Linked DNA regions of Homo sapiens: region 2 is linked to region 1. Evidence: read pairs that join two places in POLR2A ChIA-PET (ENCODE). Cell type or tissue: K562. All regions are shown on one strand. Each heading gives the region's core, and the rest is flanking DNA. Links, peaks and the distances in the headings are about the cores only.

The links. Peaks named below come from ENCODE experiments on the same cell type or tissue, not always from the same donor. Only the 100,000 strongest peaks of a DNase experiment are listed, where the experiment ranks them.
Region 2: POLR2A ChIA-PET joins it to region 1 with 7 read pairs; 2 of 35 experiments call an interaction of 5 or more read pairs at or near these places.

The regions. Positions count from the first base shown.
Region 1 is chr19:12,242,637-12,248,014 of GRCh38, reverse strand. It overlaps a transcript of ZNF44 not described here. Among named protein-coding and RNA genes, the nearest start is that of ZNF44, 50 kb to the left of the region's middle. In K562, for the core only: a CTCF peak has its summit at 3,441; no DNase peak of the experiment used is centred there.
Region 2 is chr19:12,654,714-12,660,091 of GRCh38, reverse strand. MAN2B1 (mannosidase alpha class 2B member 1) reads left to right here. Exons shown (of 24, transcript NM_000528.4): 8 at 1,582-1,664; 9 at 1,748-1,868; 10 at 1,951-2,029; 11 at 2,537-2,646; 12 at 3,036-3,143; 13 at 3,405-3,521; 14 at 4,213-4,398. Among named protein-coding and RNA genes, the nearest start is that of MAN2B1, 9.3 kb to the left of the region's middle. RefSeq lists a silencer at 2,571-2,771. In K562, for the core only: no CTCF peak of the experiment used is centred there; a DNase peak (open chromatin) is centred at 2,821.

The sequences.
Region 1 (5,378 bases), core at 200-5,199:
TGTGGGAAAGTGTTCGTATATCACAACTCTGCTCAAAGACATGAAAAGACTCATACTGGAGAGAAACCCTACAAATGCAAGGAATGTGGGAAAGCCTTCAGTTACCACTGTACTGCTCAAAAACATGAGAGGAATCACACTGCACAGAAACACTATGAATGTAAACTGTGTGGGAAAACTTACTTGTCTCCTTTAGGTTTTCAAGCACATGAAAGTACTCACACTGGAGATAAACCCTTTGAGTGTAAAAAATGTGGAAAAGCATTTAGATACTACTACTCAGCTCAAAGACATGAAAGGACTCATACTGGAGAGAAACCCTACAAATGTAAGGAATGTGGGAAAGCCTTTTATTGTTGCAGTTCTGCCCGAAGACATGAAAGGATGCACACTGCAAAGAAACAGTATGAATGTAAAAAATGTGGGAAAACATACATTACTCTTGCAGGTTTCCAGATACATGAAAGAACCCACACTGGAGAGAAACCTTATGAATGTAAACAGTGTGGTAAAGCCTTCAGTAGTTCCAGTTATATTCATATACATGAACGAATTCATACTGGAGAGAAACCCTATGAATGTAAAGAATGTGGAAAACCCTTCAGTTTCCTTACAGGCTTTCGAGTGCACATGAGAATGCACACTGGAGAGAAACCTTATAAATGTAAGGATTGTGGCAACGCCTTCATTTGGCGTGCATCCTTACAATACCATGTGAAGAAAGTGCACGCTGAATAGAAACTATAAATGTAAATATCGAAAGTTTTTCAATTTTAACGATTTTCAAAGTTGATATGAAAGTTCATACTGGAGGGTAGTTGCATGAATGTAAGTAATACAGGAAAGCCTGATATAACTTAATTCAGGTAGAATGCTCTAGAAAATTCATGCCATGAAAAAATATTATAAATGTATTTATCAGTGCCACATCCCTTTTTGATTCTTCCTAGTTTTTAATATATTTTTATTTTAAAATATTTTTATATATGTATATATATACGTATATATTTGTAGAGACAGGCAACATTATCTTGCCCAGGCTGGTCGCCAACTCCCCTGACCTCAAGTAATCCTCCCACCTCAGCCCAGCAAAGTGCTGGGATTATAGGTATGAGCCACCACACTGGGCCAGTTTTTTTGTTTTATTTTTTTTTTTGAGATGGGTCTTGCCATGTTGCCCAGGCTGGCCGCGGACTTCTAGGCTCATGAGATCCTCCCACCTCAGCTTCCTGAGCAGCTGGGACTACAGATGTGTGCTGCGTTGCCTGGCTTAGTGCCACATTCTTAAAGTGGATCTCTGCACTCTGGGTTCCTACTTATTTTCATAAATGAACATTGAGGTGAGATTATTCTGTAAATACTCTTTAAGAAATAGTGCAGAAGTATAATTGGTAGTGTTTTTTCCTTAAGTCAGTTAATAAAATTTTTAAATAAAATTCCTTAAGTCAGTTAATAAAATGTTTTAATAGTTCTGGGCCATTGAAAAATGACAGTTTGGTACTGGGAGTTTTCTACTGGCATCCTGTGGCAGGTATTGGCTTTCCCTTATCCATTATATATATATTCCACCTTCCTCAGGAGAAAACCTTTCTTCTTTTTGGTTAGAAGAGCCTTATTTTATTTCCCTTGCTAATGAATAGTGGGCCAAGGTTATACAATATAGTCTTATATACATTATTTCCATATTTTGCTCTTTTTCTTTCTGGCCAAGATATGGATGATAGACTTTGAATTAAGAAGTAAGATCTGTGATAGGACAACACAATCTAGGTTGGAGGTGTGCCTCTTAGATTGTGCTATGTGATTATGGGTAACGTGAACTAAATTTTCTAGAATCTATTCCCTTTTGGATTCCATGCTGGAATTCAGCAGTAGCCTGACATGAAAGTTGGAAGGCAGAACTGAAGAAGGCATTAGTCAGGTTTTGGACCCATCTGCGTGGAGACAGACAGATGCATAGGGACAAATGAGGGCTTGCAGGAAAATCCAAACTGCAAATTATATCTTTGATGTGAAGATGGTGGAGACATCTGTGGAACTCTACCTGTCTGAGAAAACAGAAGTAGACAGTGGTGTTTTAAAGAAACTCTTGATTGTCAGGACAAAGTATCAGGAAAACAGGCAGGAGGCCGGTGTCCACGCAGTCCCCTTGCAGCCTTCTTAAGTTCTGCCTCCCAGCTTTCATGTCATTAGGCTATTGGTGAATTCTAACATGGAAAAAAAAAAGATTCTAGAAAATTTAGTTAACAACATTACCCACATCAACATAATCCACCAGGCAACTAATTAAAACTGTCATGGTTGAGGATATTTTCTGTTGTTCTGACTCCCCTCATCTCTAGATTATATTCAAACAAGATCTAATTTGCATAGTAAACACTTCATTCTGTTAATACTGGTAATAACTGTGTTCCTGATTTCCCTGTGACAGCTACAGTGATACAGTCACATAGAACAACATGGGGGCTTGTTCCTCTGTTGCATTGTGCAGTAACTGCTCTGACACAGTCTATGTGAAAACAAATGTCTTAGGTCAGGCAGATCGTGAGAATTTCCAATTATAGCCAAATGTGATCATGTGCACATTCTCAATTATGTTTGTACATGATAAAAACAATGCATTTTTATCAAACAACTTCTGCAGGTATTTCTTAGAAATATTTTATTAACTCTTTTAAAACAACTTGTATACTAACAACTATTGTATTAATATTTTCCATTACCTGAGAATATATATTAAAATATCCCATTGCAATTATGCATTTTCAGGTCAACTTTGTAATTTTGTCAGGTTATTCATTATACATTCTAAATAATGAGTCAGTATTACCATTTGCATATAAGTCCAAGTACTTTTTTTCTTTAAAAAATGTTAAAGAAAATGTAAAGGAAAAAATTTTTTAAAATTCTTACATGGTCACAATTTTTCTCATGAATCTAATTTCTCATTTAGAATACCACAGGAACAAAGCATGCTTTTGTCTGTGCCATCTTGCCAGAGACCACTAGAATCACACCTATAGTCAAAGAGTGGCATGTAAAGAGTTGTAATAAGGATGAACACAAAGCATCAATGACGGAGGGTTATCCATAAGAGGGTGCTCAAGAGGACTTCTTATAGGATTTGTGTTTCTTTTAGGTGATTTCATTGCCATTCAACAAAGTGAGGTGTTTGTATTGGATGCTGTTAGGTGAACTCAATTCCATCCTTGGAAAATTCTAATAGTTCTTATCTAGGAGGCAGAAAGAATAGAGTGGCACTAACACTAATTCATAAGAAGCACAAGTCATATTAGGAGATTTCTGGTCATTTTTAAAGTTTGGAGTCTGTTTTCTTTTAGGTTATCGGAGACATGGTTACAGAATTTCATTTTGATCCATTATGGTCACCTGGTAGCTTTGTCTGATGGAGGTTTGTTACAGTTTTCAACAGGGTAAGACTTCGCCTTGTGGTGAGTTGGGGAGCAGCTGTCATTGGGAACAGCTTTTGCTTTTCTCATTATTTAAACACTGAAGTATTTCCTGTGGTATAATGGACACTGTTATCTATAAAGTACCTCAGTTAAATTGTTGACCAAAATTAAGTCTGTTGAGGCAGAATAATTTGATAAAGGCTAATCAAAGCCAAATGTGAGGATTGGCCTGGGACGCACCAACAAGTTGTATATGTTTCAAAGTCTATTACAAGTTGGAACACTCATAAGTTTAGGAGGCCAGGTGCCGTGGCTTATGCCTATAATTCCACGTACTTGGGAGGAGTGCCTGAGGCTAGGAATCTGGGACCAACCTGGGCGACATAGGGAGACTTCATGTCTAAAATAAATAAATAAATAAATTATTAGCTGGGCATAGTGGTGCCCAATTGTAGTCCCAGTACTCAGAAGTGTGAGTCAGGAAGATCGTTTGAATCCAGGAGTTCGACACCAACCTGGGTAACATAATGAGACCCCTCTCATCTCAAAAAACTAACAAATTAAGAAAAATAGACTGGTTTCTGCAAGGGGTAAAAACAATAAGAAAAAATAAATTTAAAAACCCTGAGTGGACATTTTTTTCAAAGAAGACATACAAATGGCCGGAAAGCAAATGAAAAGGGACTTAATATCACTAATCATTAGAGAAATTCAAATCAAAACCACAATTACATGTTACCTCATACATGCAAGGATGGGTACTATCAAGAGAGATTAGTGTTAGAGTACAGAGAAAAAGGAAGCTTTGTATACTGTTGGTGGGAATGTACATTGGTACAGCCATTGTGAAAAACAATATGGAGGTTCTGCAAAAAAAAACAAAAACTACCATGTGATCCAACAGTCTCACTCCTGGGTATATGCATATATGACCAAAGGCAGTGATCAGTATTTCAAAGAGATATCTGCCACTCGCATATGTTCATTACAGCATTATTCACAATAGTCAACATATGGAAACAAACTTAGCATCCATTAATGGATGAATAAAGAAAGTGTGATGTATATTTAAACAGAATATTACTCAGCCGTAAAAAGGAAATCCTGACATTTGTCACATGAATAAACCTGGTGGACACTATAAAATAAGGCAGACATAGGCAAATACTTCATGATCCCACTTAATTGTGGAATATTAAAAACTTAAACTCCGAGGCAGAGGGAGGAACGGTGGTTACTAGAGTCCAGAAGGTAGGGAAAATGGAGAAATGTTGGTCAAAGGTTAAAAACCAAGTTGTAAGGTGAACACGTTCTGGAGATTTAATGTACAGCATGGGTGGTCATCAATGTGTTAATTTGACTGTGGTAACCATTACAGAATGTATATATATACATCAAAACATAACTGTACATCATGAACATATACAATCTTTGTGAAGTATTTTAAAATAAAAAAGGAATGTTTACTGAATCTACGCCTGTTGGATCTTTGTATTACTGAGAAGTGTTGAAGTCTTCAGTTAACTGTGAATTTTTCTGTGTCACCTTGCAGTTCTGTGTGTTCTTGCATGACGTATTTTGGCAATTTGTTAAGTGCATGTATTTAAAATTATGTCATTTCTATTGCTGGGTCTTAATTTCTTCCTGAAATATCTGATCTGGTTATTCAATCCAGTGCATATTTTATACCAGGCATTGTTGTTTTCCTTTCTAGTAGCTCAAATTGTGTCTTTAGTTTTTAATTTTTTTTCTTTCAGACAGGGTCTCCCTGTCACCCAGGCTGGAGTTCAGTAGTGTTCTCTTGGCTCACTGAAACTGCTGCCTCCCAAGCAAATGATCCTCCCACCTCAGCCTCCTGAATAGCTGGGACTACAGGTGCACACTACCATGCCCAGGTAATTTTTTAAATCATATTTTTTTTTTTTTTTTTTTTTGGAGAGACAAGGTCTTACTATATAGGTCTTA
Region 2 (5,378 bases), core at 211-5,210, 410 kb before region 1:
TTTTACCCAACACAGATGTGTTAGTGTTTTGCACTAAGTGGCCTGTGGCTGTGGCTGTGTGCACAGTCAGTCACTCTCATCAGCACAGAAACTTGTCTCCCCTCTCCCATCTCAGACACCCCTTCCCATCAATCTTGTCCTCACTACGGTGCAATCTCCATTCCCACCTTCCACTCGCTCCCAGCACTGCTATTTCACCAAAACAGCTCTTTTATGTCATTTATTTTTATTTATTTTTTCTTTTTAAAATTTTATTTATTTATTTATTTATTGAGACAAGAGTCTTGCTTTGTCACCCAGGCTGGAGTGCAGTGGCATGATCTTGCCTCATGGCAACCTCTGCCTCCTGGGTTCTAGTGATTCTCCTGCCTCAGCCTCCCAAGTAGCTGGGACTACAGGCATGTGCCACCAACCCTGGCTAATTTTTGTATTTTTAGTAGAGGCAGGGTTTCACTATGTTGGCCAGGCTGGTCTCAAAACTCCTGACCTCAGGTGATCCGTCCGCCTTGGCCTCCCAAAGTGTTGGGATTGTAATCTGAGGTGGGCGGATCACTTGAAGACAGGAGTTGGAGACCAGCCTGGCCAACATGGTGAAACCTTGTCTCTACTAAAAATACTACAAATTAGGTGGGCGTGATGGCACTCATCTGTAAGACCAGCTACTCGGCAGGCTGAGGCAGGAGAATCGCTGGAACCTGGGAGGCGGAGTTTGCAGCCAGCTGAGATCGTGCCACTGCACTCCAGCTTGGGCGACAGAGTCAGACTCAGTCTCAAAAAAAAAAAAAAAAAAAAAAGTTTATTGAGCACCTACTGTGTACATTGGGGGACACAGCTCGTGCAAAACAAACATCCTTTTCCTCACATAGGTCACTTTCTTGTTCCTCCACCTTGCTCAGGTGAAAGTGCACCTCCATTCATTATAAAAATTGTGTCTAGGCCGGGCACGGTGGCTCATGCCTGTAATCCCAGCACTTTGGGAGGCTGAGGCGGGCGGATCATGAGGTCAGGAGATCGAGACCATCCTGGCTAACACGGTGAAACTCCGTCTCTACTAAAAAATGCAAAAAATTAGCCGGGTGTGGTGGCGGGCACCTGTAGTCCCAGGTACTCATGAGGCTGAGGCTGGAGAATGGCGTGAACCCAAGAGGTGGAGCTTGCAGTGAGCTGAGATTGAGCCACTGCACTACAGCCTGGGCAACAAAGTAAGACTCCGTCCCAAAAAAAAAAAGTTGTGTTTTTTGGTAACAATCTGACAGTCCTGCAAAACGATTATTCCTGCCCTATAATGTCACACTTAGTTTTTCCACAAAAGTTTTTAATAATAAAGTTGGAATTATTGTAAAAGTTTAGTAAAATTTCAGGTTTATTCTTGCATCTCTGAAATCCTTTTAAAAAAGGCTAGTGGTCATGTTTGACTTCAGCCAAAATTCATTTTCACACCCAACCATTGGCTTGCACGCCAAATATGTATTTAGAGAAACTGAACCTATGGGATGCATGAATGTGCACACATGTGTGGAAGTGTGGGCCCCCAGGAAGGTGCGGACTCCCGAGGGCTCACTCCGTCGCCTCCCCCAGCAGCAGGCAAAAGGAAGCAGTGTCCATGTTCTCTACTCCACCCCCGCTTGTTACCTCTGGGAGCTGAACAAGGCCAACCTCACCTGGTATTTGGGGAAACTGGGGAGCTTGGGGGGGTTGGCATGCCCCGTGGGTCATGACCCTGCCCTCAATGCCCCTGCCGCTGTAGGTCAGTGAAACATGACGACTTCTTCCCTTACGCGGATGGCCCCCACCAGTTCTGGACCGGTTACTTTTCCAGTCGGCCGGCCCTCAAACGCTACGAGCGCCTCAGCTACAACTTCCTGCAGGTGGGTAGGAGCCGGGCTAGAGGGGGCATGCAGCCCCGAGGCCCGACAGGCTGGGCGCCCCAACATACCCCTCTGCCTCCAGGTGTGCAACCAGCTGGAGGCGCTGGTGGGCCTGGCGGCCAACGTGGGACCCTATGGCTCCGGAGACAGTGCACCCCTCAGTAAGTGTCGGGCCCAAGAGGGGAAGAGGTTTGCGGCTGAAGTTGGAAACCACCCCTAGGCCGCCCCCCTCGAGTTTCTTCTTTTTTTTTTTTTTTTTTTTTTTTTTTGAGACGGAGTCTCGATTTGTCTCCCAGGCTGGAGTGCAGTGGTGCGATCTCGGCTCACTGCAAGCTCCACCTCCCGTGTTCACGCCATTCTCCTGACTCAGCCTCCCGAGTAGCTGGGACTACAGGCGCCCACCACCACGCCCGGCTAATTTTTTGTATTTTTAGTAGAGACGGGGTTTCACCATGTTAGCCAGGATGGTCTCGATCTGACCTCGTGATCCGCCCGCCTCGGTCTCTCAAAGTGCTGGGATTACAGGCGTGAGCCACCGCCCCCAGCCGTCCTCGAGTTCCTTCTTAAAGCCTCTAAGAATCCTGCCCGCCAGCACCGGACCTTTCGCTTCCCCTTGGGGTCTCAGCTGAGTCCCACAGAACCTCACCGGACTCATTGTCTATGAGCAGATGAGGCGATGGCTGTGCTCCAGCATCACGACGCCGTCAGCGGCACCTCCCGCCAGCACGTGGCCAACGACTACGCGCGCCAGCTTGCGGCAGGCTGGGGGCCTTGCGAGGTGCGCGGGGCGAGACTTGGGAGACACGGGGGTGGAGACAGGAAGGGGCGGGGCCAGGGCCTGGGAAAGGGGACAGAGACAGGTGTGAGGCGTAGCCGAGAGCCCTGTGGCGGGGCTACAAGGGCTCGTGGGGGCGGGGCTTGTAGGAGGCGGGGAAAGATACAGGAACGGGGCGGGGCTTTGGAGGGGGGAAGGAGGCGGGGCGTGGGCAAGAGGAGGCGGAGACAGCTATGGGGTATAGTCAAGGGCAGCAGGGTGGGGCTAGAAGGGGTTTTGGGGCGACTCTTGAGGGAGGCGGGACAGAGACCGGAACGGGGCGGGGCCTGAGGAGAGGGGAGGAGTCAGGCCTGGCGTCCTGAACCCACCGGTCCCTTTGCGCTCTTCCGCAGGTTCTTCTGAGCAACGCGCTGGCGCGGCTCAGAGGCTTCAAAGATCACTTCACCTTTTGCCAACAGCTAAACATCAGCATCTGCCCGCTCAGCCAGACGGCGGCGCGCGTGAGCCGGGACGGGAGGGGTGGATCTAGGGCAGATGGGCTTTAGAGGGGGTAGTTGGAAAATGTTTTTGGAGGACTATACAGGAGTGAAATTACGTGGGCTGCGAAGCTGGGTCAGCAGAGAGAACAACGCATCTCGAGGGGGCTTGGCCTTAAGTGCCGTGACCACACTAGGACCAGCCAGGGGTGTTTCTGTGCAAAGTGGGTGGGTTTGGAGAAGGCCTGCTGTGACCCATGCCCTCTCTGACCCCCGCCTCCCCAGTTCCAGGTCATCGTTTATAATCCCCTGGGGCGGAAGGTGAATTGGATGGTACGGCTGCCGGTCAGCGAAGGCGTTTTCGTTGTGAAGGACCCCAATGGCAGGACAGTGCCCAGCGATGTGAGCCCAAACAACGAATATTCCCCCGCTGGGACTCCTCCCCCAGTGGGCATTTCCTCATCGCCCCCATGGATATCGCCTGCTTCCATGAATACCTCCCACTCATGCATATCTCTTCCCCCCTCTTGTATCTTCTCCCTCTGCCCCTTAATATCAGTCTCCCCTTGGGAACATATGCCTCCTGTGAGTGGTCCTCCCTTTTTTTTTTTTTTTTGAGACGGAGTCTCGCTCTGTCACCCAGGCTGGAGTGCAGTGGCGCGATCTTGGCTCACTTCAAACTCCGCCTGCTGGATTATAGGCATGAGCCACCGTGCCTGGCTGGTCCTCCATTTTAATACCCCGCTTCCCCAGGAAAATTTATTGCTGTTTATGGACATCTCCTTCATTCCAGAAAACGTCCTCCCCCAAACCTCTTCCTCCCCCGAGAACCTGCCTCAAGGGTTTCTTCCCCTACTTCCTCCTTCACTCCCCCGACTCCATGGTCTCTCCACCCTCCCGGTGGGTTTTTTTTTCCACCTGGTGAATCTTCTCTGCAATCATTTCCTTGGAATCTGACTGTCCCCCCACCACACACACCTCCATTTCCTTTCCCCATCTCAGGACTCTTTTCCTTCCTTGAGTTTTTTGTCTCCATGCATGTATAGCTTTCCATGGGTACTCTTGACTCAGTTTCCCTCCTCCTTTATCCGAGGTGGTAATATTTCCCAGCTCAGACAGCCAGGCGCACCCTCCGGAGCTGCTGTTCTCAGCCTCACTGCCCGCCCTGGGCTTCAGCACCTATTCAGTAGCCCAGGTGCCTCGCTGGAAGCCCCAGGCCCGCGCACCACAGCCCATCCCCAGAAGATCCTGGTCCCCTGCTTTAACCATCGAAAATGAGGTGAGACCCCATTTCAATCCCCTTTCCTGCTCCTGTGACAAATTTGAAGTGTCATGGTGAGCTGTGTGGACTCTGGGTCAGCAGGTCCCTAGGCTTATGACCTCCTGTCACAACTCCCCTCATTGTGTGTCCTTGAGCAAGTGACCTTTGTCTGAGCCTCAGTGTCCTTTCCTGGGACTGTTATGAGGACCCAGTGTGATCATGGGTGACACTTGACAGACATGTCAGAGTTGGTGGCAGGTGGTGGTTCGCAATTTTGGCAGGGACGTTTCAGGGAAGGTGTTCCCGATAAAGGTGACATTTAAGATATGACCTGAGGGAGGGAGCCGTGTGGCTATTTGAAGGAAGAGAGATCCAGGTGGGGAGAGAATAACAGGCATAAAAGCCTTCGAGCAGGAGAGTGTGCAGAATTCCAGGAGCCACAAGGAGCTCAGTGTGGCTGAAGCAGGGTGAACGGGTGACAGGTCAGACCTTGAGGGCCTTGAGGACCAACAGGAAGACTTTGGCTTTTGCCAGTCATTGTTGCTCATGTGTCTACTCCTAGCTCTTTGGGAGGCTGAAGCGGGAGGATCACTTGAGCCCAGGAGTTGTCCCAGCTAATTGGGAGGCCCAGATGGGAGGTTTGTTTGAGCTGGGGAGTTCGAGGTTGCAGTGAGTAATGATTGTCCCACTGTACTCCATCCTGGCAACAGAGTGAAACCCTGTCTGAAAAGAATAATAATAAAATAGGCCAGGCATCGTGGATTATACCTGTAATTCTAGCACCACGGGAGGCTGAGGTGGGTGGATCTACTGAGCTCAGGAGTTTGAGACCAGCTTGGGCAACATGGTGAAACCCAGTCTCTACAAAAAATTAGCTGGGGGTGGTGGTACACGTCTGTAATCCCAGCTACTTGGGGGCTGAGGAAGGAGGATTGCTTGAGCCCAGGTGGCAGAGGTTGCAGTGAGCCGAGATCATGCCACTGCACTCCAGCCTGGGT